Linked DNA regions of Mus musculus: region 1 is linked to region 2. The links are chromatin loops, found by intact Hi-C in ENCODE. Cell type or tissue: gastrocnemius. All regions are shown on one strand. Links, peaks and the distances in the headings refer to the core of each region. The heading gives the core; the rest is flanking DNA.

What was found. Peaks named below come from ENCODE experiments on the same cell type or tissue, not always from the same donor. Only the 100,000 strongest peaks of a DNase experiment are listed, where the experiment ranks them.
Region 1: a loop joins it to region 2, with 6 times the contacts of the local background. A loop is called at or near these places in 3 of 42 quality-filtered maps.

What each region holds. Positions count from the first base shown.
Region 1 is chr13:21,400,048-21,416,216 of GRCm38, reverse strand. Zkscan3 (zinc finger with KRAB and SCAN domains 3) reads left to right here and starts at 13,462. Exons shown (of 6, transcript NM_001145778.2): 1 at 13,462-13,545. In gastrocnemius, for the core only: no CTCF peak of the experiment used is centred there; a DNase peak (open chromatin) is centred at 7,576; H3K4me3 peaks cover 2,121 bases; H3K27ac peaks cover 2,145 bases.
Region 2 is chr13:21,155,402-21,166,961 of GRCm38, reverse strand. It overlaps n-TEctc11 (a tRNA gene), which reads left to right and starts at 6,106; the gene lies at 6,106-6,177. n-TFgaa4 (a tRNA gene) reads right to left here and starts at 5,557; the gene lies at 5,485-5,557. It overlaps Gm32298 (a long non-coding RNA gene), which reads right to left and starts at 625. Exons shown (of 3, transcript XR_382107.1): 1 at 596-625. In gastrocnemius, for the core only: a CTCF peak has its summit at 7,949 (motif pointing right); DNase peaks (open chromatin) are centred at 6,702, 7,313, 7,966, 8,684 and 3 more places; H3K4me3 peaks cover 3,558 bases; H3K27ac peaks cover 1,985 bases.

The DNA.
Region 1 (16,169 bases), core at 3,224-11,223, 250 kb before region 2:
TACCGAAATATGACAGAAGGTATGACACGTAGCTTCTGTATGACAGTAATTTTTAAAAGCTTTGTAGCTTTTCCCTCTTGCTTTGTCTCCACTGGAGAAAACTAGCTGACATGCCATGATAACAAGCGATCCCATTGCAATATACCTTATTACATATAATTTACCTTAGTAAATTGCTATATGCTGTTTGAGCTCAAAAAAAAAAAAAAAAAAAAAAAAAAAAAAAAAAAAAAAAGCTGGTTCTGAAGGAGGGCTTGGCTCCTCCACTTCAGGCCCAAGCATGTTTGTCTAGAAGTATCCTTCAAGACCTCTTGTCTGGGGAAGGATAGGCTGCCTCATCCCTGTCCCTGAGGCAAGAGGAAAAGACAACAAATTGCTTAAGAGTTAAGCTACCATGTCCTTGGGAGCCTGGTTTGGTTTCTCGCACAAATGTGGTAACACATAACCACATAACTACAGTTCCAGGGGATGGAACCCCTTTCTGACCTCTGTGGACAATTGGCATACACATGGTACACATAAGTGCAGGCAAAACACGTGTGCACATAAAATAAATCTAAAATAAAAATTTAAGAAACAAATATATGTGATTTTTTTTAGATGCCAGTAGTGGGAAGTCTCACTGCAGGAAGAAATTCTGCCTGTGACCTTATTTGTTGACCAGAGGCTCCAACCAGCCACGTGTGACTGCACATCTCAGTCTTTTCTTATCTGCTCTGTTCTGCTCTCATGTTCTAGTCATCTGCTTGTGGTTTTCTTCTCTTCTGCGTGCTTATGTTTAATAATCTCGCTCTCATTTTGAAACCAAAAGCATAGCCATGCTGGATCATTCGCCATGCTGAAAATAATTGGAAAAGTTGTCAGAATCTTCAAAATGCCATTACTGTTTCTAAGCAGGAAACAGTCCAGTTTAGCTGAGGAAATCACAAGCTGGAAATACCTCCCCTTTTGCATGGTGGCTCGGCTGTTTTTTCCGTGAGCAGTCAATGATCCAACAAGCTCAAAGATTTTAAGCTACACCCTGTAGCTCGGGCTTTGCAAATGGCTACAGGGAGAAATAATATGACCTTTCCAGCCAGATGGGAAACTATTGAGGAACAAAATTGAATAAAACAGTAAAAAGTTCAACTAGAAAAGGAGATTGTCAACATGTCAGCATTCCTACTAGGCTGTCCCGGATAGTTACCTAGCAACAGTCAGGTAGGCCTGGCTTGCGATAAAAGAGACTGTTTGGCCTCTCTTAGCTCTGCTATCTCTGCCTCTTTTCCCTCTCTGAGCCCTTTCTCCCTCTCTCGCCTTCCCTGTCCCTGAAACCCCCCCCCCCAAGTGTTGCCATGCCTCCTCTCTCCTCCTCTTTCTTGCTCTCTCGCTCACTTGCTCTCGCTCTCTCCTTCTCTGTCCCCCTCTCTTTTTTTATCTCTACTCCCTTCTCAACCTCCCTTCCCATGCCCCTGAATAATCTCTACCCTATACTACACCCGTCTTATGTCTGGTACCCCGGGGTAGAAGGATGACTCAACATGGTCCTGCTGAGGCACCCCCTTCCACCACATCATACCGTGATCTACAAAACATAACTTTGGCCCTTACAAAAAATATCAGAGATGATGTATTTGTAGTCACGTTGCTGAGAAACATGTGTTACAGACACAGGAAAAGGAAGGGCATGGTATCTGCAAGAAAAGTTCATTTTGAAAGAGGCTGTGAGGTGGGAGTGGTGGGGGAGGGGTGCAAGGAGCAAAGACCTGACTGGTAACTCACGGCCCTCACCTAGTCACCTATGGTACGCCTTAAAAACTGTGCAAACAAGTTAAGGAACCGGTGAAGTGTTTACTGGGGCGGGGTGGGGTGGGGGTGGCTGATAATTTAAAGGCAAGGATCTGGATCAGGATTATTAAAGCTGCTCCTCTTGTCAATAAGCAAGTTACCACGACTCTGCTAGTGAATGAGGCAAGTAATCCAACCAACCAAGGGATTAAAAAAATAATACAACTTGGGTAGCTGGGCAACTCCAAGCCACCCCCTTCACACCCCAAGTGACAGCACAATGAGAGCTCTGGATGACACCTATGTCGTCCTGAGAACTGTGGCAGATTCTTAATGGGAATAAACTGTGAGTTTCAAGAGGGCTCAGAGGGTAAAGGTACTTGCCATGCAAGCTTGATAACCTGGGTTTGATCCCACTGATGTATATAGGAACTGGGCATGGAATTGTCCAGAAGTTTACAGGCCGACTAGCATGGAGTACACAAAAAATAGAAGCAACAAGAGTGATCATGGCTCAACAAGATGGAAGGTGTGAAATGACTCCCAAAACATTGCCCTATATACACACACATATACCATTGCACGTGTGTTGTGGATGGGCCTGGTGCTGTTTGTATTTTGACAAACAGCTCTCCTGGGAGTGGTTGCAGACAAGGAGTAAGTCACATACTCAGGTGACTTCTTGTGAACCAATTCCCTAATGAATAAAGGAGCCAATCACTGGACAAGTAGGTGGGGCTTCTGGGTTGGCTGGAGGAAGAGTGGAAGCAGGAGAGAGTTAGGTCCTTTTGGACAGGGATATTGTGAAGACAGGATGTAGCTACCAGTGTCTCCTGGTTTCAGTGGCAGATCCATCAGGATTCACCACCAGAGGATTTAGAATTAATAAGGCTTACAAGATCGTGATTTAGTTGATATGCCCAATGATTGAGTTACCATCTTTTCTAAACTAAGTTTGTGTTGCATTTTCTTTCAGGAGGTGGCTCATCCAGGTTCAAGAGAAAAAGGTATGGCAGCAAAGCATAGGTTTACCTGAGGTGTGCCACATAGGCCGTGGGGGTTGGCGTAGTAACAACCCACCAGTGGGAACTTAGCGAGCTGGGTGGAGACGTTTCAGGAGCTCTGAGCCCGAGAGTCTTCATGAGATAAAACAGGTTGGACATTGCCTGAGAGTGCATGACTAGCCAGGCCACCCCGGGGCAGAGAGTTGCTGGCACAAGCACAGGAACACGACGGTTCCTTTTTTAATATTTCCCGAAACACATATGCATGTCTTAATTCAAAAACACACACATAATACACATGGACAATAATAAATATTTTAAAAAAACAAAAGATAGAGACGCTAACCAATGATTGCCCAGCCATTTCTGCTAGGTGGTGTGTCTTGGAATTCTGTTGGTTATCTGCTGCTTAATGTTTTGCTCCCTTGGTTCTACTTGCTAAGTATTTAATAAACTCATTCATTCAAATGGAAATGTTATCGTGGATCATTCTCTGTGTGGAAGACCTAGGAATGAGTCAGTGTGGCAAAGAACTAAAACTTCCTGCTGATGGACAGAGAGAACCTGAAGTTATCAACAACCACACAACGGGGCTGTTCCAGAAGAATCTGTCACCCTTATTTACACTATCAGATGGCTATACTAGTCTTGACTGACATCTTCATTCAAAATCTCATGACATTCTTGTAAGCAGCAGCCAGATTACCAATTCACACAAACTCAAACACTTGTGTTTTTTTAAGATTTATTTATTATTTATGTTGCTATCTTCAAACATAACAGAAGAGGGCATTGGATCCCATTACAGATGGTTGTGATCCACCATGTGGTTGTTGGGAATTGAACTCAGGACTTCTGGAAGAGCAGTCAGTGCTCTTAACCTCTGAGCCATCTCTCCAGCACCAAACACTTGTTTTTATAAGCTATTAACATTCAGGGGGTGATTGTTTACACAGAAACAGGGAACGCAGGCTTGTAACCAAAGCCAAGCAAACTCTGCTCTTCGTTCAGTATTAAGTGTCTAGAACCCCAATCCTCATCTCACCTCCTTTCTGGGCTTGCAAAGGTCTTCAAGACTAGCCACCGCCTCCTTCCTGATGTCTGGGTGCTGCTGCTAGAGCCAGGCCTGCAACTCCTAAGATAGGATGGTCAGGAACTGCCCCAGCACCAGCAGCTCCAGGATCTGCTCCTTGCTGTGTGTGGGTCTGCAGAGTTCCCACAATGGCTCAGAGCTTTCCAAGGTTCAGGAGTCTCTTGGTAACAAGAATCCCTAAAATGTCGTGAAGCCTCTTGGCCAGAAAAGCTGTTCACTGGAAAATAGCTTTGTTGGTCCCGGAGAGGACCTTCCTGAATCTTCACACTCTTAAGGACATCCTGTCCCTGTGGTGAAACCATTCTGGGATTAATTTAGAGGGTTCACAGCAGTGAATTGAAAGAAAAAATATGATTAAAGACTCTTTGATTCAATCTTCCTATGGAGCATGAACCTGACAATATAATACTATGTCAATGGTAAATAAAAGTAGTGATAAAATACAGAGAATGGAAACAATGTACAAAATTTATATTAATTAAAAGTGGCCAGGTGCAATGGCACAAGCCTTTAATCCTGGCTTCATTTAGGAAGCAGAGGAAGTTAGATCTCTGAGACTTGGAGGCCAACCTAATCTACATATTGAGTCCCAGGCTAGCCAGAGCTATGTAGTGAGAGCCAGTCTGAAAATAAAAATAATTTTTAAGTATAAGTAGGTATTACTTGCATATGTTTGGGAAAGCATATGGTAAAGGGCAGATTAATAGTCTTAAGTCTAGAACCTTCCCTATAGTCTTGTATTTGTAATACCTTCCACCCTTGAGTTGTGACTCTGAGCTCAACTATATGACTTAACTTGGCTTATGTGTTATTGGTAAACCAGAGACTTGAAAGGCACTTGTGTAACTGCGTTTGGCTTACTTTTCCCCCTCTCAAATTGACATAAGGTTATACTCAGGAATATACCCTTCTTGATCTGAGACCCAAGAAGAGATAAGTTACCCCACTAATGATGAGACCATCCTAGACCAGCTAAAAATGGAGATGTTGACAGACATATGGGTATGCCTAACTTAAGACCTGTAGGATTATGTGGTCATTCTACAACTGACAGCAAACATACATATATGCCCTGCCCACCACTGGCCAGCTGTGGCCCAAGGCCCAGTGATGTTACACTATTCTGTCAGAGCAACAGAGAACTGAAATACAGGAGTGAGGATGTGAACAAATGGGGAAAATGAGTATACTTTTGATTGTGTAGTTTGTATACTTGTATATCTGATTATTGTTAAAATTTGGAATAAAATATGTATTCCAAGGAGAGAGTGAGAACACAAAGTGTAATGATTCAAATATCTGGCAATATATAGTAGCTGAAGGTAATGAAGGCTATAAAAAGGACAAAAGGGGAGCTTAAAAAAAACCTCACTGGGCCTGAAACATTGAAAACTATGGATTAGAAGCAAGTACTAAATGCAGTGCAGTAGGATTAGTTTAAAATAATGGGATTGCCTGGTGAGAAAAGACAAATGAGGATACAATATCACAGACCACACAAATGACATGAAGAGAAGTCACTCAAGGTTACACATCATGTTGCTAATAATAGGCAGGGGTTCTGGTGGCTTAGCTATGAAACATAAGTATGAACAAATAAGAAAATGTGTGATACAGGACATTGACAAGATTCCTAAGAAGGCCAGCAAATGCCACCAATGCCTCACAACTGAATTAGTACTGAGAAATAGCCAATTCCTGAATGTCTGGCCTCCAGAGGAGCACCAGAGTATGTGCACACAAATGCATAAAGATTCATTAGAGTGAAATAAAAAGCTAAAAATTTTAGACTCTGTTTCATTGAAAATTGCAGTAGGGGAGGAGGGCTTGGGGATCAATTAAGTTCAATTCTTAAGTGCAAAAGAAGTGACCTGCACATTGGGTTGAGGACAGGAAGAGCACTGGAGCCTGCTCAAAGCCATAGGCCAAAGGAATGAAAGGACACTAGAACGTCTCTGACCATGGGAGGAGAGGAAAGTGACAAAGCAGTAGGCTGGGAAGACATTAAAAACACGAGAGCTTGGATTTTATAAATGATCAGGGAAATTCTAAAGACTTTAAAAAAGAAAGTGCCAGACTGTATTTGTGTATTGAGAAGTTCTGCTACTGCGTGGAAACAATGAGAACAAAAGCCAGAGTGGAAGCAAGCCAGAAAGAGTTGGAAAGAGTTGAGAGAAAGTTAAGAACCTAAGCTATCGCAATTCATCCAGAAAGACTTCCACTTAAGTAAAGCGACTAAAAGATACAGTTTTGAAAAACTGATACAACTGAAGGAAGAAACAAATGCACTGCCCTCATTCAATAGATGTTTCTGGAACTGGGACTAGCTTAAGACTCCTGGATACAATTCTAATGCACACAAGGAAATGTTGTAGCTTAGAAGGTGTTTTCAAGGTCTATTCCTGTAAAAACTAGAAAGATCCTTCCTACATTTAACATCCAGTTGCTATGGATTACCTGTAATCCACAAAGAAACCATTTCATAAGTATTTACTAAGTGCCCACTGTGTGTCAGGCAGCAAAACAACTGCAGTTTGATGTGTTCCCATAGTCTTCCCAGAGTGAACTAAAACCAGAAAAGTATAAGAACATTTTCTCATTAGCTTTGGCGTACTTAGCAATAATGGAAAAACAATAATGTCAATCACCTATGTTGCAACACAATCCCCAAAGTATACTGGGTCACAATTACAAGGAAATAGAGGAATAACTTAAATACCCTGAAGGAAGACTCAAAGCAAATCTATTAAGATGATAATATACAGACAAGCCAATGGCTCTTCCACAAGCTGATGGAATGGGAAGAATGGGGAGAGGGGTAGAGTTATAAGTGAAGGAGATTTTAAAACTACATACAAGTGGCCTACAATTGCATCCGAATTGGAATAAATTAATTGTAAAAGAAATCTGACAGAGGGAATTTGAATGTAAACTAGGTATCAGATAGTATTAGGGAACGCTCTTGCTTCTAATTGTGTCTGCTAATGATATGATGAATGTAGGGAAATGTCCGTAGACATGCGTTAAAGTCTGGAGAGCTTGCTCAGTGGTACTTGCAGAGGACACCATGCTCAGCACCCATGTGACTGCTTACAAAACGTCTGTAACACTAGTTTCAGGGTACCCTACACTTTCCGGCCTCCGTGGGCACCAGGCAGCACACAGTGCACAGATGAAAACACTCAACCACATAAATAAAAATTAATAATTCTTTTAAAAATATACTGGGGGATGACATGTCATGATACTTGTAGTTTATTTTACAATAAAGAAAATTATATGAAACAAATGCTGCCCGTGTTTCCGCTTATGAGAAAAGAGTGATAGTATGGCTAAAGGTCTAGCTCACTGGTAGAACGGTCTCACTGTTTAGAAAGGTGCTTAGCATGTCCCTGGTTTCAATACCCAACATCATAAAATAGAAATAAGGGCTGGAGATCCGGTTTGGCGGTAGAATGCTTGCCTACTCTAAGAAGATGCCCTGGGTTCCACTCTCAGCACAATCAATTAATCATCAAGGACTATAACTGTCTCAGGTGTCTCAGGACTGGGTTTGAGCCAGGAAGATCCAGCATCCTCCAGATTTCACCCAGACTCGGAGCCCGGAATCAGGGTTGGATCGCGCCGGCGCAATTGACACCCCCACCCCCACCCCTTTTCCAAATAAGGACTTTAAATCTCCTGGAAAGCGGAGAGTCGGCAAAGCCCGCTGGACTCAACTTCCCAGGTCCCTAACAGCTGTCCCCGTCAAAGACAGGAAGTGCGTCATCGGTCCTGAGGCCAGGAGCCAAATTAAGCCTTCCTTCCCTCCCTCTTTCTAAAAGCAGCTTTTCTCGGGGAATTATGAGATAACTGAGCTTCGATGACGCAAGGCTGTCAAGCTTAGGCCCAAATCGCTACCCCACCATTGGAGGCTGAGTTTGTAGGGCGCGCTGGTAGGGGCACGAAAACAAAAACTGTGGGACTGGAAGTGACTGCTAGTTCCCAGCCTGTATTCCTCCTCAGGTCAGATCTGTTCCCAGCCTTGACTCTAAATTGACAGTGTAAAGAGAGAAGAGAGGCGGCGAAAACGTAAATTTGTTCGTCTTCGGGCATTGCTTTTGTTTTGTTTTTGCCTTCCCTCCTAGAGCCTCCTGTATTTCTCTTGTGGGTTCATACTATAGAATATGGATTCTCAACCCGTGGGCTGCAACACTTTTGGAGAGCCAACGACCTTTTCACTGGGGTACCCTATCAGATAGCCTGCATATCAGATATTTACATTATGATTCATCACAGTAGCAAAATGATGAAATATCGACAAAATAACTTTGTGGTTGGGGGAGGGGGGTCACCACAGCATGAGGAACTTTATTAAAGGGTCTCAGCATTAGGAAGAAGCTGTGGAAGAAGACAAGTATGTGAGCAAGCAATTGCAGTGTGAAATGAGTTAAAACAAAAACTTGTGATTCGGCTAGAGTAGAAAATCCTGTGTGTGCCTGGCAGGTGAGTTAGCAACTGCCTTGCTGAGAAGTAGGCTCCACCTGGACCCACACGGAAACTAAATCAACGGAAAAGCCTGCCGTTTCTGCCTTCCTTTTGTATGTCTCTAAAGCAGGTTCCTGCTCAGCTCTGCATACGGATATGTTAACTCTTTAACTAGTTTCTGACTAAAACTTGATGATACTCATTCCCCATCAAGGTTAAAGCCACAAAGGTGAGACTAAGAGTAGTACTTACGGCCGGCTTTTGCTAATTTCCTATCCCGGATCCTGAAATGGCACCCGAAAGTCCTCCGTTATGGTCCTACGACATGGACAGCAGAGAAAGAGGGCCCTGCAAACAGAAAATCCCACGGGGATGCTTGAGAGGATGTTAGGATTGCCTGATTGACCGGAAACAGTAAGCTGAACAGCCTGCTTAAGAGCTAGAATGACGCAAAGGTGTTTGTACCCATCAGGGCTGTTTTTGATTCAAAAACTGTTTTGCTCCGATTACAGTACAGTTCTTTTGTTGGGTCACCAGACAAAGCATTTTCCCTCTGGCCTGTGTGGAAATGGATCCCAGAGTTCACCAAAGCATGTGGTACTTAAAACGTTCTTGCACAAACAGAAACGTTGGGATTGGGAGAGTGCCTTCTGAGCAAGCAGCTGCAGTTGACATGTAGCTTCCTTAAGGCATTCTTGAAGTGCTTAAGGCAGATAGATCTGACATTAGCTCAGACCAATGGGCTGTGGCTAACAGGCCTTGCTCAGGGTAGCTAGGACCAAGTAAAACAGCTATTAATAAATGAGTTAAATAGTCCCAGCTCTCAATATGATTGAAAATATTAAAAGAAGTGGTAATAATAAAGCCCTATCATTATTTTAATGGTGCTTTAACAGTATTAAAAGTGCTTTAACAATACTTCAAATGTTTAAGCAAGATTGTGTTGAGATACTTGATGCATCTAAAAAACTGAGCAATTCTGACTGACTAGAAAGTAGAATGTGCAGCAAAGAGCACCAACACTTACTTTTCCTGTATCCCCCAGAGAGGAATCTAGGTAATATGATTAAATTCCCACCCAGAAATGTTATTGTAGCAGCTTTTTGGAAAACAGACTATAAGGAAGTAAGAATGGGAGCAGGGGGATCAGTAAAAAACTGCAATGAAGTCCTTAATGAAAGCAGTGTAAGCGGGGATCAAGGTAGTAACCACAGAACTAGAGAAGAGAGCAGACAACACGAGTCAGAAGCTAACGCTGATGTCTTTGTGCCCTTGAAACAGACTGTCATATAGTTAGTTCAGTCTGACCTCAAACTCACTTTTCAGCCCAAGATGGCCTTGAACTCCTGATACTCCTGCCTCTGCTTCCCAAATATGGAAATTACAAGTTTATGCTATTAGTTGATTTTTAAATTTTATTAATTATTCAAAGTCTGTTTAATACAGTCTTGTGCTAAAGGTTTGCTCTTGGACTGTATATAATAGTCATGAACACAAGTCTCTCATTCTCATACATTTTATAATACAAAATAAAATACTATTCTTGAAACCATATCTAAGAAAAATAAATCAAAATTATAAACAGAGTACCAAATGCATATTTAGTCTGGAAAAATCATGACATGTGTTACAAATTTTAAAGCCTTTCAGGCATCACAAGCAAAAATTTAAAAAGTAACAGTTTAATTATGTAAATACCTGATATACATCTACAATATTTTCACATTATTTCTTAGACCGTATGACCTTGTACTACTTATTTTTATGAATTTCTTTTTGATATCCTAGGCTGGCCTCAAACTCAATATGTAGCTCAATTTAAGATGACCCTAAATTTCTGCATTATCTCCCAAGTACTGGGATTACAAGCAATATCACCACACTCTGTGGAACTGAGGACTGCAATCAGGGCTCTGCACACATTAAGGATGAACTCTACCCGCTGAGCCACATTTTAAGCCTCTGTATTTATTGGTTAAATTTTTCTAGTAATAGGGAATGGAGAGATGACTCAAGAGCTAAGAGGGTTGCTACTCTAGCCTAAGCCCTGGGTTTGATTCTCAGCACCTACATAGCAGCTCACAGCCACCTGTAACTCCAGTTCCAGGAGATCCAGTATTCCTTTCTGGCTTTCTCCAGTGCCACACGTTCACATGGTGGATTGACGTTGATGCAGACAAAATACTCATACATGTAAAAAAATACAGTGAAAGTAAAAAAGGAGTCTAATTTCCAGTGAGCTTTGCCATTCAGGTGCTCATCATTTTTTCCTAAAGAACTGTTTTCAGTGTGATGTGTGTGTGATCTCAATACTGCATATGGAAGAGAATGAAAGCAGATCCTTATTCTGATCCTGTACAAAAGCCAACCCTAAATGAATCAGACCTTATTGGAAGATCTTTAACGCTGAAACTCTTAGAAGGAAAAGTAGGAGAAAAGCTTCAGAGGCAGGATGACTGTGAGGATGACGCCAGTCTTCCAGGAAATACATGCCAACTGCTAACAAATGCTGTCTAAAGAAATTAAGAACACTGACTGCTTTTCCAGAGGTCCTGAGTTCAAGTCTCTGCAATCACATGGTGTAATAGGATCTGATGCCCTCTTCTGGTTCGTCTGAGGACAGTGGTGGTGGTGGTGGTGGTGGTGGTGGTGGTGTGTGTGTGTGTGTGTGTGTGTGTGTAATCTTTTTTTTTTTAAAGGAGGAAAGGAAGAAATTAAAATGTGTCTGTATAGCAAAGGAAATAATTGAGGAGAAAGACAGCCTAGAATGAGAGAAAATCTTTATTAACTGGACCATATGATCCAGTTATACCACTGCTGAACATTATCCAAATGACTCCAGGTAAACATAACACAGTGATAATTACATATCAATGTTTATTACATCACTATTCACAATAGCTAAGTTCTTAGACTAAACTAGCCATCCATTCAACAGAGAAATAGGTTTAAAATGTGATAGATAGATAGATAGATAGATAGATAGAATTTTTCAGCTGTAAAGAAAAAGTTATATCAAAAGTTATAGGAGATGAATATAATTGGTGATAATCGTACTAAGCAAATGAATTCACATTCAGAAAGACAAATATTGCATGCTTTCATTTGTAGTTCCTAGATTTCATATAGATAAATAAGACCACGCGTACTTATGACACAAAAATAGAAGCAATGCTGTCTATAGTAGTGCTTTCAACCTGTGGGTCATGACCTCTTTGGGACCTCTTTCACCAAGTTCACATATCAGATATACTACATATCACATATTTATATTATGATTCATAACATCTAAGTTACAGCTATGAAGTAGCAATGAGAATAATTCTGTGGCTGGGATCACCACAACATGATGTCTCTTTGTGTGTGTGAACCACTGGGTTTAATTGTGTTTACTTGCATGACCATGAGTGGGGCTGTTTTGTTTTGTGAGGATGGCTCTCACCCTGTAATCCAGAACTCCAAGCTGGCCTGGAACTTGGAGCTGTAACTTGAAGTGGCTCTTCCTCCTCAGCTTCCCACATGCTGGGATCATAGGAATGAGCCAATTTCTCTGGCTTTCAACTATCTATCCTTAATAAATAAAGCCTTTCTGTTTCTGTTGAGGTCTCTTTTATATTTTCTTGCTACTGTAATGATTATCTTTTAAGGTGATGTTTTCTTATTTGTGTTTGTTATAAAAATGTAACTATCAATATCAATTTTGAAATTTTAGTAGCTTTGCTAAATTTGCTAATTATAAGTTGAAGATTAAATTATCTTGGCTTTTTCTATAAAGGGCATTCAGAATGGTCCTGAAAACTGTTATATGTTGCCGGGCGTGGTGGCGCATGACTTTAATCCCAGCACTCTGGAAGCAGAGGCAGGCAGATTTCTGAGTTTGAGGCCAGCCTGGTGTACAGAGTGAGTTCCAGGACATCCAGAGCTACACAGAGAAACCCTGTCTCGGAAAACAAAAACAAAAACAAAAACAAAAATACTGTTATATATTTATAATTAATAGTTTAATTTCCTCTCACTTTTATTTTCCCTTTTCATGCAGTTTCTAAACAAACATTTTCTTATGCATTTCCCTAGGGCTTCTTTATGACGATAGAGAACATATAATTTTCCTTTTTCTTGACATCACAGAGATTTCAGGAAGGCTATATAGGAGCTCATTCTTTTGCTATCTTCCCTTAGTTGTCCTTGGAAAAAACAAATTTTGAAAGTCTCTTGGTGCTAGAGTCATCTTTCCTGGATAATGTAGCTACCACCTGTGATCCAAGATGCTTTTCTTTATAAAGAATAGAGACCATCACTAAAAACCCAATTGGATACAGAACAAAGACTGACAGATCATGGTGGTCCCAACCCCAACAGATACATCCACATCATGTCTCCTGCATCTATGGCTCAGAGGACATGGAGGAAGAGGAGGCAAAAAAAAAATTGTAAGAAATCTAGGATGTCAGCTGTGAAACAGCCTCCAAGAAATGGCTGCATACACAAGACTGAAACAATTGCAGTATCAATAGACAATATCAATATCAATGGAAGGGGGTAAAATTTCACAGGGTGCCACCCCAAACCAAAGAACTACTGGCAACTATTGACTGCTGGGAAATGGAGAATTAGTCTCTCCCTAAGATGAGCCCTCTTATTAGCTGTCCAATGCAGTCTTGAAACCTTGAAATCATATGCACACAAATAACATATAAAAACAAAAACTTAGCCAGTGGAATATGTACATATATAGATACAGATATCTCTATATCTGTATAGATATAGATATATACTTGTTCATGCACATACATATATACAACATATATACATATACACAAACACACATGAATGTAGCAATAACAAAGAAAAGAGGCTATCAGCTTGAGAGTGAGAGGGTAGGAGAAAAGACTAGGGGGAGGAAGGAAAGTGATGTAATTCTACTTCAGTTAAAATTTTTTTCTTTTTAAAAGTCTTTTTACGAGGCAACCAAGAGGACGGAAAAAACTGGAGGAAGTAAAGGGAGGAGAGAAAATGTTGCATTGCTACTTCAGCTAAAAGAATTTCTTTTTAAAAGTCTTTTTACGAAGCAACCACTAAGAGGAGGGAGAAGGGGGGGATCATAGAGTGTCGCTGGTGCCTAGAGAAGCCGGAAGTGCTCTGTGCCCCGCCCCCCGGGGTCGGACTTTCGACACTTTTGTGACTGCGGGGTGCTACGAGGTGCTGCGTTCGCGGGTGGGTTTGGGTCCCGTCCTGTTACCGTCCTCCCGCAGGGGTCGGCTGCTTGTGGGGGTTGGGGGTGGGACAAAACATCTTCCTCCGCGGCCTAGTGGCGCCGAGAAGATAAACTCGGTGGCCACTTGGGCCGAGCGCCCGACAGGGCCTCGGGCGCCTCGCCTCAGGCCGGTTCCGGGTGTCTGGTCAGTCTCAGGGCGTTTGGCGATGGGATTCTCGGGTCTTGTACTTAAGCTTTGAAAATGGGAGACGTCACAGTTTTGCTTTTCCTGGAGACAAGGTCAGTTCCAAGGTCTTTATTCTGGGGTACTGGAAGAGAGCCAGAACTTTGGAATCGGGTTGCTTGGTCGAATCTGGCCTCAGCTCCTTTGTGACTTCTCCCCCCAGTCCCTTAACCTTTCTGTGTTTTGCTATTTTAGGGGATAATGATGTCGCCTAACTTACTGGATTGTTGTGAGGAATAAATGGCTTCATTTGTGCAAAGGTGCTTAAAATAGTACCAGGCACGGGGTAATCTGCACAGTGTAAAGATAGCTGTTATTATTCCTGTTGCTTTTCCTAACTAGGACAGCACTTTCTCTTCATCGATCAGCCTTGGTACTGGCTGTTGTCTTTTGAATGTTAGTACTATTTATCAGTTCTCTTTATAATGAATGATTTCTGTATTTTAGGAGGGAAAATAGAACATTCTGGAAAAGAGCCTATCCCACAGCAAAGAGTAAAAGTGGTTTGTGTAGTGTCTTGTAATGGTCAGGCTCACAGAGGTTTAAAATCCTGGGGATGCCTTTTTTTTTTTTTTTTTTTTTTTTTGGTGGGAGGAGGAGCTTGAGAAACAGGAGGAGCGTCTAACCGCGAAGGATTAGGACCCTGTTGTAAGCAGACATTGCTGCCGACCTGCCAGCTTTCTGACCCTCAGCGAGATTCCTCTCCAGTGTGAGAACCACACGGACGGCTGATAGTTAGAAGTGATGATAGGTAGATTGGCGATAGATTAGAGATAAGTCGATCTGATCCTGAGTTCCCACTAACACCCTTTGTTCTTTTTGCAGGTTTTTAAAGCTAATATTGACCATACACAGTTTGCCATGGTCATTGAGTTGATGCCTCTTGTGGTCTTTGAAAGTCCTTTCATCTTCCTTCTTTTTCTTAAGGAATTGGATCTTTAACCTCCTGAGGGTATACAGGGATCCCTGAAGCATTCTTTTCTCTATTTGTAACTTAACAAAAAACAAAAACAAAAACAAAACCCTTGTCTTTGGTTTACTTATTTGGCAAACGCCTGTGTTGGTAAACAGTCTTCTGATCCTGTACCTTTGTACTCTGCCCAGCTGGTGAGACTCCAGATAGGCAAGCTGACAAAACGTGAGTGTGTGAAGCCGTTATTAAGAATGTATCAGTGTTCATTTTTCTAGCCTCAGCTCTACTCTTCTTCCTTGATCCCAACAAAATGCTTTGGCCTGTACTCAGGAAAGAAAGAAGATAAGGTTTTGTTTACTATTTAAAATGACATTAGTAAAGATTTGAATGTGAATCAGAGAGAAACTCCATCTCACCTGCAGTAGTAGGCCCACCATTCAGCCATAAATCTTATAGTCCTCTTCAGTCATGCTTTTCCTGCCTTTCCCCCATCCGTCCTTACCAGCCTCCCTTTTCCTTCCTTTTCCTGCTCTCCTTCCCCTGTCTTTCTTTCATTCTTTTTACAGCTAACTAGAGGCCAAGACAACAGATCCCTTCATCTGCAGGTACAGCAATGTGCTATAAAGTAGGAGCTTTAATTTAGACATACTATCATGAACAGAATTGATAGTAATTCCTTAATATTGCATTCATGCTTTCCTGATTGACCCAAAAGTATCTTTTTACAGTTAGAGCATACTATATTTAAACTACATAGTACGTATAGAATTGCTGTCCCTTGTAATCTATGATAGTCCACCTTCCTTTTGCTTCCTCTTTAAAAATAACATTTATTTGTGGAAGAACTTGGGTTTTCAATATTCTCACATCAGTTGCTTTATTCTACTGATACTTTGAGGGGGGGGGAGAGGATCTTCTCTTTAGCTTCTTAGTTCTCAAACTTGGCTGCACTTTGGATCACACACTAAGTTCTCAGGTACTGAGGCCTGTGACCCACCCCCAGAGGCTAGTTCAATTCTCCTTGACTGTCCAACTATTAGGAGGCTTTCGAAGCTTCCCAGTGGTTCTCTTGCATACTATAACTTTAATCTTTTAATTTGTTCTTGTGTTTTTTCCTGTACATGAGTTCATGGATATAGAGGCTTGATTAAATTTAGGTTTACTTATTTGACTAAAATTATATTATTTCAGCTCTCTTGTGGCAGCTAATTAGGAAGTATTTCTGGATTCTTCGTAAGAGTTCACCCAGGTGTGATGGTTCACAGCAGGACTCTCCACTCTTGGGAGCTGAGGCAGGAAGATTGCCGAGAGGAAAAAGAAAAAACAATGAATGAGTTGAGGTTCCTGAACTTCTGTCAGCCGTGTTATCTCATAAATCATAGGAAATTGGAGTGAGAAATAGAAATTCAAGTGGGCACAGACTTGGAACTGTCTTTTCCCTTAGTAATTCTAGCTTACCTGTTCCCATCTCATTTCACTGAGTAAAG
Region 2 (11,560 bases), core at 3,561-11,560:
AAAGCAAAGTGGTTTTATTGTCTCTGTCTCTGCTGTTGCTGAGAACCCCGACTTTCCATTTATAAAGTGTTCTAAGTGTCATAAGCATTACAATGTTCCAAGTGACCCAGTCATGGATCTTCAGTGCCCAATGTTAGTGTGTGTAGTCCAGTTTGTATAGCCCTGAGTGGTTACCCTGTAATGTAGAGTAACTGCTAGTTTGTATCAAGTAATGTGGACAGTGCTAATTTGTATCAAGATTCTGAGGTTGTTTTTGTTTTTGTTTGTTTGTTTTTTTGTTTTTTTTTGTTTTTTGTTTTTTGAGTCTATGAATAACACAACGGTATTTTTCAAGAGTTCAGATAATGAAGATGAGAAAGATTAGCATCCAAATGCCAGCATCACCACCCAGACAACACAGGAAAACTCTGATTATCCTATTTTAACAACAGACAGAAGGACACACAACTGGATTAGGGAATAGATTATCAAAACAGAGCTAACTGCTCTTCACAGAATGAAGAATTTAGATGTGGAAGCATATAGGGAGCGTACTAGTCAAGGTTTCCTAGAGGAACAAAATAGATAGAATGAAGGATTTATTAGAGTGGCTTACAGGCTGTGGTCCAGCTAGTTTGACAATGCTGTTCACCAATGGAAAGTCCAAGAATCCAGTAGTTGTTTAGTCCATAAGATTGGATGTCTCTGTTGGTCTTTAGTATATGCTGGAATCCTGAAGAAGTAGGCTTTAATGCCAGTGAAGGGATGGACTGGCTAGCGAGAGCAAGCAGCAATAAGAGAGCAAGCTTCCTTCTTCCACGTCATTTATATATACTTCCAGCAGAAGGCGAGGCCCAGATCAAAGGTGTATCTTCCCACCTCTAAAGGCATTATCTTCCCATCTCAAAAGATCCAGAAGTAGGTCTTCTCACTTCAAATGATTAAGATTAAAAATCTCTCCTAGGGGTACCTAGATGCTTGGATTTTAGTTAATCTAATTTTATTCAAGTTGACAACCAAGAGTAGCCTCCACAGGAAGAATAGCTACCACAAGGAAAAACTAAAACTCGCAAGTCCAGAATGAGTCAGACAGTAAAAAGCAGACAATAAAACATTCCCAAGCAGCATCATTGCTCAGTTGAAAGTAGCACTGTGCATTATAGATGAACAGATGCTGTCTTAGGGCTTGTCTTACCTTGGTTTCAGTTGTTGTAATAGAACACTATAAAAGAGGCTTAGGCAGGAAACGACTTATTTCACATTCAAGTTGTAGCTCATCATCTAGGAAAGTCAGGGCAGGAACGAAAGGGGGAAACCTGCAGGCAGTGAAGCAGAAGCCATGCAGGAGTGTTGCTTACTGGCTTGTTCCCTAGGACTTACTCAGCAGCTTTCTAATACACCCCAGGATCACCTGCTCAGGGGTGGTACCACCTATAATGGTTGGGTCCTCCCATGCCAATTACTAATTAATCAAGACAATGGCTATAGATTTGTCTATAGGCAAGCTGTTGGGAACTCTCCAGAAAACTCTAGCCTTGCCAAATTGTCAGGAAACAAACAAACAAACAAACACAAAATAGCCTAGACATAGCTCCTGAGTTTAAGAAATTGTAATCTCAGAGAAAGAGAGAGAGAAAGAGAGAGAGGGAGAGAGAGGGAGAGAGGGGGAGAGAGAACATTTTAATGCCATGGGCTAGCCCCAGTGCAGATCTTATTTGGACCTCAATCTCCTTATCAAGTCATGCATCAAATCAGAGCCACAGGAAAATAAAATGTTTCCTTTAGCTCTTAAGTACTGTCATTTGGAAAATGACCTTGGAAACAATCTTGATTAGTACAAACACTTAGTGAAACCTTATGTACTGGTTAATTTCTTTTGTCAGCTTGACCGGGTTCAGAATCCCCTAAGATGGCTTGCCTATGGTATGTCTGTCTGGAGTTTCCAGAGATATTTAACTGAGGGAGGAAGACCTACCCTGGGTGTAGACAGCTGGATGGAATAAAAAGGAAAAAGCCCAGAGCTGTCATTTGTGTGCTCACTGTGGACTCAGTGAGACCAGTGCCTTCACACTCTCCCTGCTGTGACTCCCTGCACAAGGAACAGCACCCACAGACTGGGAGCCACAGTAAACTCTCCTTCCCACAAGGGGCTTGTGTCAGCTATTTGGCCTCAGTGACGATAACGGTACCATTCAGTATAGGAAACGTGACAAATGGTTATTGATAATTGATCATATTTAACAGACAGTACAAATAGAAAAATTAGCAAATTCTATTCAGTCTCTAAACTTACTATAGAAAGTGAGAAAATATTCCTTAGACTGTTTGTTTGGTTTGGTTTGGTTTGGTTTTGTTGGGGGAGGGCTGGGGGGAGGGTGAGTCGGTGTTGAGACACAGTTTCACCTTGTATTTGTTGTGGTTTGTATATGCTTGACCCAGGGAGTGGCACTATTAGAAGGTGTGGCCCTGTTGGAGTAGGTGTGGTCTTATTGGAGTAGGTGTGTCACTGTAATTGTAGGCTTTAAGACCCTCATCCTATCTACCTGGAAGTGACTATTCTGCTAGCAGCCTTCAGATGAAGATGTAGAACTCTCAGCTCAGCCTGCACCATGCCTGCCTGGATGCTGTCATGCCCCCTCCTTGATGATAATGGACTGAAACTCTGAGTCTGTAAGCCAGCCCCAATTAAATGTTGTCCTAATAAAAATTACCTTGGTCATGGTGTCTGTTCACAGCAGTAAAACCTTAACTAAGACATCATCCTTGGCTGGCCTGAAACTCACTCTGCAGACCAGCTAGTCCCAAACCCATGGAGATCTGCCTGCCTCTGCTTCTTGGATACCAGAATTAAACCTGTGACACTTTGCCCTTCTTGTATTGCTTACACTTTTGATATCCTCATAGCCTATGTCACTGCACAGGGTGTGACTTGCTTACTTAAGATAGCAGGACTTTCTATTTTTTCTCAGGGTTAGGATCATGTTTCAGAGTCATCAAAGTATAAATGAACGCTTAATGGTTTGTTCCTTTGCTCGGGAAAGTTGGGAGATAACAGCACCAGGTGTGTATTGACAAGATGGTTTTTGTGGTTCCGGGTCACAGCAAAGATGTCAGAAGGTTGGTCTGGTCTAAACCGCATTTCCAAACTGTAATACAGGAGGAATATGCTTCTGTAACTTGGGAAGGTTGAAGGATTAACACTGGGGGAAGGACTTGAATAAGTTCTATACTTACATTTTTAATAAGGCTTAAAGATCAATGTGATTTTTTTATTAGTTAGGCAGTACGCCATCCATCAAACTGAAAGGGGTTCCAGTACGGGGACTTAGGAGGAGGCTTTAGACGTGCAAAAGGATCAATAAAGTAGAAATTAGCAACAAGAAAAAAGAATCGATCATTTCATGTTTCCTTCCCCTATGATTAAAGCAGGGCTCTTCTTATTATACTGGCTCAGGTAGACTGCGCCCCTTTTGACTGGTGGCTGGCGGCTGCTTGTGTTTTACACTTGTTTATCTGGGTTGTTTCAAAGTTCTGTTTGATTACTTAATAGAGCAAGAGACTCTGCTCTGATTTGGTCTGTTGGGAGGAACTAAATTCTGAGCTATGGCTTCATAAATTTTATTTAGGGATATCCTATTTAATAATCGTGACAAAAATTCATATGCTAAGAAAAAGAAAGAGAAATTTTGGAGTTGTTTATTTTTTAGATTGGCTGTTTACACTAGCAAACAAAGTAATGGTCTAAGCATGGCACTTTCCATCATACTGTTTTCAGTTGTTCGTCTTTCCTGCTGCCCTGCCCATGTCATTTATGCTTGCCATAGGCAAAATTCTGAGTATTCATGATGTTTTGTTGTTGTTGTGGTTTTTTTTTTGTTGTTTTTTGGTTTTGGTCAGGGTTCTATTGCTGTGAAGAGACACTATGACCACTGTAATTGCCATAAAAGAAAGCACTTAATTGGACTGCCTCAGAGGTTTAGTCCATTATGATCCTGGTAATGGTGGGAAAGCAGGGCTGCATACAGACAGACTTGGTGCTGGTGAGGTAGCTGAGACTCTTACATCCTGATCAGACAACAGGAAATGAATGAAGACTCTGAGCCCAGCTCGAGCATTTGGCACTCCAGAGCCCAGCCCCAGTGATACAATTCCAACAAGGGCACATCTCCAAGGAGCATATATCTGCCAAGTAGCGTCAAACTACTGCACGTGCCCAAATGTTTGTGCTGTTACTAGCTGGCTTACCCACCCAAGCGAGGTTGGGGACCTGAGTGCTACAGGCTATGTAAGAGTTGAAATCGGGCTGAACATCAGCTTAGTGTTTAGGGCAGGTCCCACTTGCTGTGGGGTTCTGATTTCCATCACCAGTTATTAACAAAACAAAAATGCAAAGAAAATACAATCATAAGTTTTACCTTAGTCTGAATGCAGTTTGCCATTATGTTAAAAAAAAAAAGTCCTAAATATAGGTGATTCACAGAAACAATCTTAGAAACAGCCACAGGAGGAGTAGAATATCCTGCTGTACCACAAAACAGACAGGAGAGTTATAATTATGACCTGTTTTATTTTTAAGACAGAGTCTTACTTTATAGCCCTGGTTGGCCTGGAATTCTCTATGTAGACTGGGCTGGCCTTGAATTCATAAAGATCCTCCCTGCCTCTCCTACCTGAATGCTACTGTCAACACAACCAGACACAAGTCTTATTTTTGTCTTTTTGGTTGTGAGTTTTAGTCTTTAACAGCAGAGTCTAGTATTTTAAAGGAATTATGAACCATTTCTGCTTAAGCAGTTTTCTTGTGTTTTTATATTCTTTTTTTTGTTTTGTTTTGTTTTTTGAGTTCATTTATATTCTCATTTTATTGTTTAGCGTTCTTCTGTATTTGTGAAAGGGCAGTCAGGACTGTGACACTGGACTGTGTTTTATAAGGTATTGTTACAGGAAGCAGTTAGGCAACAGAAATGGGACCTTTTTATTATCTTTGAAAATATATGTGAAATTATTTAAAAGCAGAGAAATTAAGTAAAAATCAAAGTACAGGCTCAGAGTAGCAACTATCTCAAGTTATAGTAGTGAAGTGATGAAATAGAGTCACCATACAATACAGGGGGAAAAAAAGTGGCGGGAGAGTTGAGTCTCTGCTTAAGGAACAGTTGTCAATTAGCTTGCATCACAAGAAAATTAAACAGGGCCAAGAAAGTGTCACAACATGTGGAAACTGGGAAGTTGATGGTTGTGATCAGTTGGACTGAATGGTATAGCCCGTAGCTGAGTCTGATCTGATCTGTAAGACAAGAGAACCTGGGCTAGCTTGATTTAAAAGCTTTTGAGATATCTTCATGGGAATAAAGAAGAGGTAAGTTCTGAGAAACATATGAGTTGGAGAAAAAAGATGCGGAACAGCTGAAAGCCTGAAGGAAGACAGTAAATTTAGAAGTAATTTTATTAAAGAAAACAAAACCAATAAAAAACCAGCAAGGAAAAAAAAGGAATGCACGCGGTTGCCGAAACCCGGGATCGAACCAGGGACCTTTAGATCTTCAGTCTAACGCTCTCCCAACTGAGCTATTTCGGCCACGCCCAGCATGCTCTCACGCTGAGTTCTAAAGACTTTCTCACGTAGGTCCAGGCTGGGCGTGACCAAAGAACTTCACGCTTAACAGCGTTACTTAGGCAATCTAAGATGTGATGTTCAAACAGCTTCTTGTATCATAAAGAGAAAAGCAAGGAGACAATTTAAATCACTCTCTAAAACTTTCCTTCCTTAGCGCCGTTAAACCTAGTATTCGAGAGGCGGAGGCAGGCGGTTCTCTCTAAATTCAGGGCTAGCCTTATCTTCGTAGAGTTGCATCTTAGGGCTGAGACATTGTCTCAAAAATTACCTTAATGATCTTGTTAATTTTTAATAATAGCAACATGTAAACATACATTTTCTAGAATGTATTCTGGGTCAATTCCTACATATAAGCAGGGGAGCACCAACTCTATCGTACTCTTTCACGTCTTCTGAATTTGATTTGCTGGAATTTGTGGTTGGTTAACTGAATGAATCCATCATTAACACATCAGATAGTTGTTTGGCCAATTAAAGTCTTAGCTCTTGCAAGAGGACAACTGGCAGTTTCCCTGGTGGTCTAGTGGTTAGGATTCGGCGCTCTCACCGCCGCGGCCCGGGTTCGATTCCCGGTCAGGGAAGTGCAGTTTTTGTTTTTCCAAACCTCACTCAAACTTTTGGGTCGGAACATTGTACAGTAAAATTACCGGTTTCATAAGTGAGCTTCAGCTTTGTATCCAATTTACTTATGCTAGTCCAATTGCAAATTACCAGCTTATGTAATTTCATTATTTTCAAAATTTTACTAATTATTTGATCCTGTGAAGACCGAGCCTTTTATTTTCCGAATGCTCAAATGCTCTTGCTAAAGGAGTTAGGTTCTGTTGCCAGAATCCACTGGATATTTCTAACAGCTGGTTACTCCATTTCCAGGGGATCTAGCGCTTTCCTCTTTCCTCATGGTCACCAGACACCCCCGCAGCACACTGCCATACACGCAGGCAGAACAGTCATATATTAAAATATAAACAAATAAATCGTATTGAATTTATTTTTAGTGTTTATGGCTGAGTGTATACATGCACGACGTGCCCGCAGAGTTAGAGGCGGTCCTGAGCTGCCTTGTAGGGGTGAGCCGGGACCCTCTAAAATAGCAACAAGTGTTTTTCATTGTTGGGCCATTGACCCACCCCTTTCCCGTTATTTTCCTTCCTCCTCCCCATCTCTCTCCGAACTTGTAGATTTAAAAACTCATGCTATAAGGGTGACTCGGAGAGGGGGGAAATTCGCAGACCATTTTCTTGAGAAGCTGGCTAGGTTTGCACAGGGTGTTGTAAAGATAAATTGTAAAGGAGACAAGTGGGACCTCGCGGTGCTTCCCACCGGCTGGAAGTTTCCTGGTGACTGGAGCAGGAGTCCCTTAAATGTGTTGATTGGTAAAAAGCTGAAGGGCTCAAAATTTCTAGGGTCCTCTGGCACAAGAGAACTGTTTAAAATGCTTTAAATAGTTTTTTCTAAAGAGAGGGAACATTGAATTCTCAGTGCGTCGTATTTAACTAGGATTCTAAGACATTTTAAGTCAAAGAATGAGAATTAATTGCAAGCATCAGAGAACCTGACGGAGAAGGTCGCCCCATTATGACATAAATCCCTAAAGGAGAGATCCATCCTTGACTCTGAGGCTATACCGCGGAGCCCTGACCATTTAAAGGGATCAGATTGCTCCCCTCAAGTGACAGCGGTGATAATGTCTGCATATCCCTTGCAGAAGGAGAACAGAGAACGGCGAGAGCGCGGGTCTGAGCCGTTCTGGCAGTTGTGCACACGCCAAACCCTCCTTTCACACATATAGTGCATACTACAGAATATATTTCCAAAGTTCCTCCTTGCCCTTTGATGGTAGACGTGGAGTCATCGAACCGGTTTTCCGGTTTTCCACTGTGGCTACCTAGGTTAAATGTCCTCTCTCTGCCCTTCACAAATCCTCTCTGACCTGTGAGACAGGCTGTTAATTGTAGTTTGTTGTCTGGACACTCGGAGTTAGAACTTAGTTATAAACGTCCAGTAGCATACTCGTAACTGCATTCTGTAATCATTTGCCATTTCTGTTCAATTCGAGGTACCTGAGGCTATCCTGACTGGCTAGGGTTAGGAGAAAGGGGTTCCGGGCGGTAGCATTGCTTCTTCCAAAGTGACCAGGCAAAAATAAATACGTAGTCACCGCGCTAATGGATCCTTGATGCTCACTTACTCTCTGAAATTCTTTATTCGTTTTTCTACTTGAGTTCTACTTCACAGACCTTCAACAAGCAAAAAACAAACAACCAAAAAGCAAACACTAGAGAGAAAAATCAGTTCCTGGACTGATGTTCCTAAGAGACAAGGAGCTGCTGATACAGCAGTAAAGCAAATACCACCAGAAGGCGGCGCTCTTGCTCCAGGTCGGGCCCCGAAGGCTAACGTTGACGTCTAGTGACTTGCTGTTAGAAGCATACATTGTGGAGAGATCACTGTGGATAGGAACAAAACACCGAGAGAAGAGAGTTGGATAGTCAGGTAGAGAGCTCAGAGTCACTCGACATGCGAAAACACATGGATTCAGATTAATGGACAGGGCAAAAGTAGTTGGTAATTGCTTTGGTTTTCCTGGGAATCCTTTTTTTCTTAGTCGTTATCCTAATTTTCCTGGGAAACAATACCTTCTAAGTGCTGAGAAGGGTGCAGGGTGTATGATGCTACTTAGCCAGTCCACTCCTATAGAAGGCCACTTGAAGACAAAGCAGAGATACCAGTGGAAGCTGAACTTGAAGGAACTTGCTGACTTTTTTTTTTCCTGTTAGAAATGGACCTTTTCGCTTGACTGAGAGACTTAGACTCTTTTAACTGAGTCGAATCTTTCTGGTTCAGGAGTAAAAATTCACTGGACACGCTCTTGACCCCCTAAGGAACGCGGGGGTTGCGGGGGGCGGGCAGAACTTTACTAATACAGTTAGGTCATAACAGCAACTGTACTTTTACAGCATTGGAATCCTGGCATTTCAAAGTGAGCTGTCTTTGGCTTTTTCCCTGGTGGGAATTCCGCTGTATGACCTCTCGGTGAATAGATGGGACTTGAACTCTGCAGTGAGGTGGGCTGTGGAGGGATGCAGGGCTTTTATTTTGCAGATCACGGACCTACAGATCAGTGGGGTGTCTGCGTGCCTCCCTCCCCTTTCCTGGGTGACTAAGGAACAGAGGTCATTGGTGTCTCCAGCATTTGTCAAATAGGGATAGGGGGAGCGACGACACCCAGAGGTCCTTCAAGGAAATACTCCTGTGTGGTAGTGTCCAAGCCATCTAATTCGTTGGATTTAGGATTGTATCTGGGAAAAAAAAAATCCTACCTCTGCCAAGGTTTTTCCACATTGTCAGTGCGCCCTCAGCTCCTAAGATTCCACTCCCTGTTACACAACTCTAAAATGCTTTTATGGTAACATTTCCTGCCTTAATTGCTTTTCTATCGCTGAGGCAAGACACTATGAGTAAAGTATCTTATAAAAGAAAGCATTTAATTTGGGGGTCATAGTTCCAGAGGGCTAGAATCCGTGGTTCTAATGGCAGCAAGCATAGAGCTAGAGCAGTAGCTGAGAGCTAATATCTCCAGCCACAGCACAAGGGGTGGGGGGAGGAGAGGAAGGAGGGAGGAGGGAGAGGAGAGAGAGCCCATCTCCAGTGACACCCTCCTCCAAGAAGCCCCATCTCCTAACCCTTCCCAAACAGGTCCACCAACCGGGGATGAAGTATTCACTCACATATGAGCTTATGGGGGTCTTTCTCCTCTAAACTACCACTCTTCCCAATCATAAATTTGTGGGTGAAATAGTTCATTTCAGCAGTAATTGATGGGAACTATTTAGGAATCAACTTCTCATCTAGTACATAATCCATATTACTATTATAATATATGATATATTAGAATATGATTATTATTAATTTTTTTCTAGTGTCTTTACTCTGAGAACTAGAAGTACTAGAGTACTCCTAGAATGTCAGTCAAAGCCTACCCAGAGAGGACTTTTTAATTGTGGACTATGAATTCATGTTTGCAAACCCTTAGAGAACTCTGCTAAACTGTAGATTCTGTATGACAGTACCCTTCTGTGTGCTTCCTTTTGTAGTCAGTTCCTAAAGTGCTAACTTTGGAACTGGGAGAAGGATGTCGAGGCCAGGAGGGGGTGGGTGACTTTCAGAAGGAGCCGAATTCCAAAGCATGGGAATAAACTGCTGCAAACAGAGGGCCACCCTGAAACCACAGGGACATGGGATCCAGATTGCTCAGGGCTGAGTGCTATATGGGCTGTCAGGCACCACAGGTGCTCTTCGTGGTCACCTTTCTGATTTCTACCAGGCACTAGTGAGCTAAAGGTTCCAGGACTAATTCATCCATTATATATAATATATATGTATATGTATAATTAAGTGCATATTATAATGTATATAAAATAATATTTCTTTTGTTTGTTTGTTTTGAGACAGGGTTTCTCTGTGTAGCCCTGGCTGTCCTGGAACCCACTCTGTAGACCAGGCTGGCCTCAAACTCAGAAATCCTCCTGCCTCTTCCTCCCAAGTGCTGGGATTAAAGGCGCGCACCACCACTGCCCGGCTAAAATAATGTTTCTATATAGCTTTGAAACAGAGTTTCTTTATGTAGTCCTGGCTGTCTTGGAACTCACTATGTAGCTCAGGCTGGAATCAAACTTACAATGTTCCACTTGCTGTGTAGGTACTGGGGACAGAGGCCTGTGCTACCTTATCTTGCCATTCAAACAGTTTTAACTGTGTATTAGATGAAGAATCTCTGGAGCATTGTTAATGAGGGAAATCCTTGGTAGTGGTGTGATTTAAACCCACATCCTTTAAGAGGCTACAACCTTAATCCAGCACCTCATACCACTTGACCACACTGCCAAACCTGAGTGTTTTCCTTCTATATGCAAATGTGAGCTCCTGCAGGCTTTCCCTCAATGTCCTGCATCTCCTTCCTGCCCACCAGTGACCCTGTTTGACAGGTGCAGAACATCCAGCAGCCTGGCAGAGGGGTGTGGTGGTCAGATACCCTGGTGAGTTGCCTATTTCACAGTTTCCTGCAACACTGACCAACAATCAATTTTTAAAAAAGATTTATTTATTTATTGTATGTATATGAGTACAATGTCCTGTCTTTTGACACACCAGAAGCCATGTGTCAAATCCTATTACAGATGGTTCTGAGCCACCATGTGGTTGCTGGGAACTGAACTCAGGACCTCTGGAAGAGCAGTCCATGTTCTTAACCACTAAGCCATCCATCATCTCTCCAGCCCGACAATTAGTTTTTTTGAGTCACCATGTGTAGCAACTGGATGTTCAAGGATTCAGCTCTTACCGTTGATCCTGACCCCAGAGATTAAGGGGCATCCCTGAGACCGTCCCCTATTTCAGAAGTCAGTGACAAACTCCACGTCTTCTGCATTTCCACCTGACTGGATATAAGTTGTGGGTTCTCGTCACCCATGCTCAGGGTTCATGGCTTGCTGGAAGGACCTATGGAGCTCAGAAACTCATTTATTTATATTTACCAGATAATATAAAGGATACAACAGCCCAAGAGCTGTAAATACAAAAGGCAGAGTGAAGGACCAGGCACAAACCCAGTTTCCAGTTTCTCTGGATTGGTGTTCCTCTCAGGAAACTGATTGTTGGGCCAGATTGAATCAATCACCTTGGAGTGGAGTTTTGAGCCAGAACAGCTCAGTTGAATCAGCTAGCCAGAAAGAACTAGAAAAGGTGACTTTACTCAACAGTAAGACTCAGAGGTTAAAAACATTCTAGACCTAGAATAAGACTGTACAGATCCTAGGAGCTTCCAGGCTCATTCTGCTTTTATCTGTGTCTAGCTTGTTCTCTCTCAAATCTGTCTCTGTAAAACTGCCTCTCCCTCTTTGCTGTTCTACTCTCCCTCTAACTCTACTGCAGTGCTCGCCATGAACTCTACTGTATTCTTAT